2 separate regions of the Homo sapiens genome follow, and region 2 is linked to region 1. The links are chromatin contacts, found by Hi-C in ENCODE. All regions are on one chromosome and are shown on one strand. Each heading gives the region's core, a stretch centred on a gene start or an enhancer-like site at or near the end of the contact. The rest is flanking DNA. Distances are from core to core; before and after follow the strand shown. Region 1 has its middle 42 kb from the start of MIR4444-1. Region 2 holds the start of RBM45 (RNA binding motif protein 45).

Region 1 (3,954 bases), core at 707-3,206:
GGGGTGGGGTGGGGAGGAAGCAAGTTCTCTGCTGTTCCCTCATAAGGGCACTTATCCCATTATGAGGGCCCCACTATCATGACATCATCTAAACCCTCATCACCTCTGCCAAAAGACAAAGTTACAACAAATTTAGTTTGAAGATCAGATTGGCTTTTATTAGCAATTCACAAATAAGAGAGCATCTCATTTAACAATTTAGAAAAGGCACTCTGCTGGGCATGACAGAGCAGTTTATTTTTGTAAGGTGGGAACAAGGAAACAATGATTTAAAAAAATTTTAAATATACTTTTCAAAAAATAATAAAGACAGAGTTTCGTGCTGTTGCTCAGGCTGGTCTCAAATTCCTGCAGTCAAGTGATCCTCCAACCTTGGCCTCCCAAAGTGCTGGGATTACAGGCATCAGTCGCTGCGCCCAGCCAAACAAGAATTTTTAAGAAAGAGGAATGGTTAACATCAGGTTACTTCATCAGGTTACCTTTCCTTGTAAGGGTTAAAGTAGAGGGAACTTCCTTTTCTTGCCAGCTCAGGTTGACTGGGGCCTTTCTGATTGGTAGCTGTGAACCTTCTGTTTTCGGGATAACACTCTGTTTGGGGTTTTCCCTGCTTCCTTAAAGTTTTAGTTTGATTATGTGGCATGAGTGACTCCATTTTGGTCTAGCCTTTTGGGGCCTGGCATAGAAGCTGTCTGTTACTGGGGCAGCCCTGATGAAATAACTGGGAAAGTTCCTCTTTTAAATGCTTTCCTTTAGTCGCTTTATTTATAGGCACAGCTGCTTAAAGAAACCAGACAGGCCAGAATGGCGCCAGAGCTTTTTGACCCCTGGCAAGATACCAGAAGGAGATAAGACCTGCTAACCAGCGCAAACTGCAACAGTGATCCCTAGTTGCCTTCAGATCATTAACATATCATTATAATGCTAAAATCCCTCCCCTAAAAGAAAAATCTCTTCCATTTTCTGTACATGCATTGTATGAAGATGTATGTTTTTGAATTAAGCCTGTGTGTCTGGAGTCCCACCCTGCACATGCTAACATCCCTCTCCCTCCCTATACCCAGTCCCTAAAGTACCCATAACTTCTACTGTTCAGGGAGAAGGGGCGTTTAGAGCGAGAGCCTCCCCTTCTTCCTTCTTGGCCAGTGAATAAAACCTGATTGCCTTTTCCAACTGGACATTCTTCCTTTGCCATCAATACAAAGTGGGGAAAAAACTCAGTTTACTGGCAACAAGTCCAAACCAATGGCCTCATGTAAATTTTATTTAATACCTCCCAAAGGTCACCTCTCCAAATACCATCACACTGGGGTTCGGGCTTCAAGATATGCATTTTGGAGGGGATACAATTCAGTCCATAGCAGGTTCTTTGATTTCCCATTTCTCATTGATTCTGAGTATCTTTCCCAGGTAACTGCTGGGAGGAGAGGTGCCTAGGTCAATGCAGGAGTTAAATACTTTTGGTCGCTTGTCTTAACAGCATGAATTTCAAGCAGAGCTTCTAGGAGTGGCTGCTCAGTTTTGGACTGCAGTTACCTGCCCCCATCTCTCCCTTGGCCGGGCTCTAATGCAGGGCATCTTTTCCTAACGTATACAAAGGCTTGTTTCTGGCTTGTTTTTTGAACGGATTCCAAATCTTACAAGTGTAACAGTAACGATCCCATTAGATACGCAGATTCTGACCCAATTTCCTAGGACTGAAAAAAAAAAAAAAAGAATGATTTTGAAAGGTGAAAATAAATCAGTCCTCATGTCATGCAGCTGAGGTTCTCCCTCTTCCCCAAGAGTGATTTTTTTTTTTGTTGGGACACTTTTCCACATCTCACACATACCCTGTTCCTCCACTCCCTACTCATTTGCCTGACTTGTCTGGATATGTTTAAGTAGCACACCCAGTCTGAGTCCATTGTCAAGGGCCCCTCGAGGCCTCTGCAAGGCCTGCCCTGCCAGTTTGACAAACATGCCCAGGCATGCTTGAACTCCAGCAATGGACAACAGATTTTCCACTATACAAATAAAGGGAGGAAGCAGGCAAAGAAGTATTGCAGAGGTCCAGGAAAAGAGAGGGAGAGCACAGTGCCACTGTGCCACTGCCTGCCTCAGGTTCTCTTTTGATTTGCATTTTTAATGGTAAATTTTGGTACAAAAGTTGCCATATACTCAGCGGTCAGCCTTTCTCCTCTCCACATCTTGGGCCATAAGTCCTTGGCGTGTCGGATTCTATTTCCTTCCTGGTCTATGTGTAGTGCTCACCAAAAATGCTTAAGACCCATGCTTGATGATGAAAAAAAATTCTATTTAAGGAATGGTGACCAAAAATGAACTTAGATGTGAAACTAAAACAAACAAAAAGCTTTTCACTTTGCTTTGAACTGGGCACACTCTTTTAACAGTAGGGCACTTCCTGCGTGTAATGTAGCTCTGCTGTGACCAGTTTCACCACGTCTGTTCAATGACTGCCTTGGGAACCAGATCAATCGTGGTCTACCCTTTAAAGGTAGCAGCACTAATTCCTGCTGCCAGCCTCAGCTCAGACACAATGGAGAAACAATTCCCCAATGTTAGACTTAATCACATTGATCTATTTTTCTGTAGCTCTGGTCTTTGCAAGAAACAATGAATGTACAGCCAAACTCACTTAAATGTGATTATGTCAGCCGTTCTATTATCTCTGTATCTTGTATTTTGGGGGCTGTTAATGATATATCATAGCAGATAATAGAAATTTGAATTTGTTTCTTTAAAAGTAGCCAGATGAGCAAGTACATGAAATGACTACAAAGAGTCCATTTCAAATCTTGTTGAAGGTCATAATGAAGATGGTTGTCTTATAATCTCTTACCAACGGAGGTGTTGGGGAAGAAAAAAATCCCCCTTCCAACAACTAAATTAGTTAGGGTGGCCTCAATCTCTCATCATCCACATTGATCAATATTCTCACTACTTCTTTATTTTTATGAAAAATGGGGAGGGACAGTGCAATCCTATCATCTCCACATTTATACAAGGAGTTCTTGAGAGTTAAGGCAGAATGCAGTCCTCCGGGTCCCTTTATGTGGTCAAATAACCCACAATTTTTGGCTGGCCTCACCCAGTCTTCGTTGATTCCCTTTCCCTTGCAACTATAGGTGCAGCCATGGGACCAAGTTCTGGCCAAAGGTTTCCAAGTGGAAGAGAGCTTCTGGGAGCCTTCCTTGACGTGCAGCACACCCTTTGCCTCTCCATGCCTTCCTGCTTCCTGCTGCTTAAAGCTTGAGTGCTGTAACCATGAAGCATGAGCATGCCAAGCACAGCTGAACAGCAAGACAGAGGACCTTGGGTCCCTCAAACCATGAATCACTGTATCAGTCCTAGCCCCACCACTCAGACTTTTGTGTGAGAAAGAAATTTAACCCGTGACTCAAAACAACAAGTTTATTCTATTTTTTTTTTTGAGATGGAGTCTCACTCTGCTGCCCAGGCTGGAGTGCAGTAGTGTGATCTCAGCTCACTGCAACCTCCTCCAAGTGATTCTCCTGCCTCAGCCTCCTGAGTAGCTGGGATTACAGGCACGCGCCACCACACCTGGCTAATTTTTGTATATTTAGTAGAGATGGGGTTTCATCATGTTGGTTAGGCCGGTCTCGAACTCCTGACCTTGTGATCTGCCTGCCTTGGACTCCCAAAGTGCTGGGATTACAGGCGTGAGCCACCATGCCCAGCGCAAGTTTATTCTTGATCACACCACATGTCCATTGCTGGTCAGCAGGGGGACTCTGCTCATTGTGGGTACTCAGAAAGCCAGGCTGACAGTGTCCATGTCAACCAATGCTTCCACCATTGCTGACAAAGACAAAAGGAATGTAGTGAATTGTATACTGATAAGGCTTGGAACTGAAAATAACACATGCCATTTTGCTGACTAATGCAAGTCACATACCATATCTAACTTCAAAAAGGTAGGCAAGTAGTCTATTT
Region 2 (3,954 bases), core at 697-3,196, 940 kb before region 1:
CAATTTCAAATATGGGACAGTTTTTTGGGCTGCCCACAAGGGCTCTGTGGCCATGTTACACTCAAAATATAAAAATCCTCTCCACTAAGGTCATAATTGGACAGCGATAAAATTCATTAGTCTAGTACAGGGGTCAGCAAACCACAGCTCCATTTTTGGTATAGCCCATGATGTAATAATTGTTTTTACAGTTTTTAAGGACTGTAAAAACAGACAAGGTTATGTGACAGAGACTGTATGTGGCCTGCAAAGCCTAAAATATTTACTAGTCAGCCCTTTACAGAAAAAGTTTGCCAATTCCTGATCCTGTATGCTGTGGCCCTACAATTAATTTTGTTGCTGTCACTCTGACACACTTCAGAGGGTTGGAGAAGTGGGAGGAAGGGACTGTTTACTGTGTTGTTGGTAGAGTCCCAGGCTCCTTCTCTTTGGTGGATGGAGCAAGACCTCCAGAGACTGAAATATCTCTGAGCCCTTTATTTACATAAATCCATATTAATACCATTCTCAGTTTGGAAAACAATTTTTTAAAAAATTGAGAAAATATTTTTGTGCAAAGTACCAACAGAATAACATACACAGCAACTATTTACATGGGGCAGACGAAGGCTACAATTTAAGCAATTGCCAGATTCTCAGGATTGAGTCCTGATTTGAGATCACAGGGAGTAAGCTGTGACATCTTGGCTACTACTGATCAATAACAAGGACATTATTGAGGGCTTACCCTGTGTGAGGCACTGTGCTGACAGCACATATTATGTCAAATAACCCTCAAAATGATCCTTCCTGCCATGTGTCATTATCACAATGATTTGGCTCTTCTTAAGGCAGTTTACTTTGGTCTGCTTTCAAAGAAAAGTTGCAGTAACAGAAAGGGTCAAGAACCAAATGTATGCTATTAACACTTTCAGAAACAGAGCTCATTCAAAACAATTTTCCAAAATAACAAAATGTGAAGAATATGTAACAGTGACCGTTTTAAACACCTGCACTTATTCTTTCTGTACATGTATTCTTTCGCCTGGTACTAGGAAAACGTCCAACACCAGAGGTCCCTCCCCAGTTTAAAGTACTTCTGTCAAGTTGTTAACGCCTCATCTGTACCTGAGGAAAAGTAGAGTTTTTCCGTTTTTTATATATGGAAATCTGGGCATCTGAGAGAGGAAGGTCAGAAAAGTACTCAAAGTAGGCTAGGACGAGTTTGGCAGTGAACTCAAGAGCTGGTGGATTAGTGAGGGCGAGGGAGAGGGGAAGCCCAGCCACTGCTGTTCTGTCACCCGGTGGCCGCGGCTGCCGGGTCCGCTCTCGTGGGGCAAACACTCCGCATCCCGTCCCCTTCCCTGCAACCCGGCGCAGCTTCGTGGGAGGGGAGCCTCTCCTCAAAGCAGCCCCTGTCCCCAAGCCAGGTGCTGTCTGGTCAGCTGCCGGGAACGGATGTTCCACTCCTCCCTCACCCCGGCAGAGCAGCAGGTGAAGGGAGGTCCAAGAGGCCCACTCCTTCCCCCGAGGGCACCCCGACCCGGGCACCCGCACCTTGATGGGCTTGGTGTCGTTGGGGCCGAGGCACTGGCCATGCATCTCCTCCATGGCCCTGCAGGCCTGTGAGCTGCGGGCGAACTTGACGAAAGCAATGCCCTTGGACTCCTTGGTGTGCTTGTCCCGCACCACCCAGATGTCCTGGATGTCGCCAAAAGGCGAGAAGCGCTCCCTCAGCACCGACTCAGGTGTGTACTTGCTGATCACAAGGAAGATGCGGCTGTTGGGCGGTTCGTCCAGGCTGTCCACGCCCGGGCGGAAGCCCCCGCCGCTCGCAGAGCTGCCAGCTTCGTCCATGGTGCTCCACCCGAATGCAGGAGCCTCACTGCTCTTTGCTTCTGCGGTGTCTGCCACCGCTGCTGTCTCACACCCAAGCCTTTGCCGGCTCGGTGCTCCGCTTCCGGGAGAAAGAGGAGTCCGGCGCCAGGCGCTGTCCAGCCGCGCAGGATGAGGCCTTCCGGGGAGCGGCCTGCAGCGCCCCCTGGCGACGCGGGGGACCCTGACCCAGTCTAAGTCTCAAATCCTCAAATCCAGCTGAGCCTAGGCCCAAGTTATCAGTTGTGCAATCGTTCCCTGCAGGCAGAACAGCGCTGCCTAATGCACAGGCTTTCCCAACGCTGGCTTTACCCCACCCCTAAGGCCAAGGATTCTTTCCAGTGTTAAAGAAAAAATTATTCATGACACTCGTTAGAGATGGTACAGGAAGGCCGACTTTGACAAAGGGAGCCATGGAGATAGGTCCAGGGACAGCTGCAATGGGGTCTTGCAGTGGGAGAGAGAGATTGGACTGAATTTTGACTCTAATAAGGACAAATTTCTAACCAAGAAGCTTGGTGGGAGGTCAGTGGATGGAAAATTACAAAGAGGGAACATCAGTGTTAAGGAGGATTCTGGCTAAACCAACTTGACAGGATAGTTGCTGAAGGCAGGCCAGGGTGATTGATATCCATGGTAGTCAGACACCAAGAATGAGGATTTTCACTACACTGATTCAGCAGGATTCTTGCTCAAATTGGATTCTACAAGGACAGAAAGCCCAAGATCAAGCCTAGTCAAGCAGAGGACTCAAAGGAGCCTAACTAAGTTTTGGTCAAAGTGGAGAGTTGTCACCATCTTGGTCATAAGCTCAATAGATGATCAATATAGGACAGAGTTCAAACTATATAGCATTAGAGTTGGAAGGAAGCTTTGAGATCATTCAATTTCAGCGTCATTTGTTAGAGATGAGGAAACTGAGGCCTATAGCATAGCCAAAGTAATAGAGATAAAAAGTACGACTAAAACCAGAACTAACTTGGCCAGGCGCAGTGGCTCACGTCTGTGATCCCAGCACTTTGGGAGGCCGAGGCGGGCGGATCACGAGGTCAGGAGATCGAGACCATCCTGGCTAACACGGTGAAACCCCGTCTCTACCAAAAAAATACAAAAAAATTAGTTTGGCGTGGTGGCGGGCACCTGTAGTCCCAGCTACTCAGGAGGCTGAGGCAGGAGAATGGTGTGAACCCAGGAGGCACAGCTTGCAGTGAGCAGAGTTTGCACCACTGCACTCCAGCCTGGGGGATAGAGCGAGACTCCACCTCAAACAACAACAACAACAACAAAAAACCCAGAACTAACTCCATCTGTTGATTTACTCAACTTCTACAAGCAACCCTGGGGTTGGAGGGCAGTGAGGGTGGACTGCTCAGCTGTGGAACTAAGAGAAATCATAGAGTGCAAGCAAAGTGGGAAATGCCTTCTTGTTAACAAGCCTTAGAGGAGAGGTCAGAAACCCAGTAGAAATCCAGAAACAAGGCCTGGATTTAGCAGTGGCATTGGAATGAAGTGAAAGGAATAAACCCCTAAGTAGACCGAGGGCGGAGTTCTTCAAATGAACAAGTTCTGGATGCTAAGACCTAGGTTGCTATGAAGTCAACCAGATAAATACTTATTGTACTCCAACTGTGTGCCAGGCTCTATGCCAGGAGCTAGATATATAATGAGGAACAGGAAAGACATGTCCCGAGGGCTTGTTTTCCCCCACTGTGGAAATCTTACATGTAAATATATAATGCAAAGTAATATCAGATTATGTTACATGGTTTTGCTACTGAATTGTGTGAGCCTGGACAAGTTACTTAATACTTGCAGCTTCGGTTTCATTAACTGTAAAGTAGGAATAATATTACCTACTAAATAGGTAATACATATTATTTTGTGGTTGGATTAGTTAAGCTTGATAGCCGCCTAATAGCTACGCAGGAGCATGACTATCAAGTTTAATTAATTCACCCATTCACTTAATAAGTATTTTTGACTATCTACTATGTGTTAGGCACTGTGTTATACTGAAGGGATGTAGTATTGAACAAAATAATTACTCTTCTTCCCCCACAGAGTTAATCATTTAGCCTTATATAGTTATGCTCATATAAG

What was found. Hi-C counts contacts between places; a loop is a spot of excess contacts on that map. Pooled maps may share reads with other maps.
Region 2: a pooled map shows a loop between it and region 1 (4-fold over the local background). The contact joins the promoter of RBM45 here to the enhancer-like site in region 1. A Hi-C loop is called at or near these places in 2 of 37 single-sample maps with no recorded cell type and 7 of 50 pooled maps.

The regions. Positions count from the first base shown.
Region 1 is chr2:177,168,358-177,172,311 of GRCh38, reverse strand. No RefSeq gene overlaps it. Among named protein-coding and RNA genes, the nearest start is that of MIR4444-1, 42 kb to the left of the region's middle. RefSeq lists enhancers at 1,865-2,034, 1,613-2,812, 3,697-3,954. Within about 2 kb of position 1,956, at least 11 of the 41 ENCODE cell types and tissues checked have a DNase peak (open chromatin) inside an H3K27ac peak, as active enhancers do.
Region 2 is chr2:178,110,429-178,114,382 of GRCh38, reverse strand. It overlaps RBM45 (RNA binding motif protein 45), which reads right to left and starts at 1,946. Exons shown (of 10, transcript NM_152945.4): 1 at 1,537-1,946. The coding sequence starts at 1,836. RefSeq lists an enhancer at 1,741-1,910.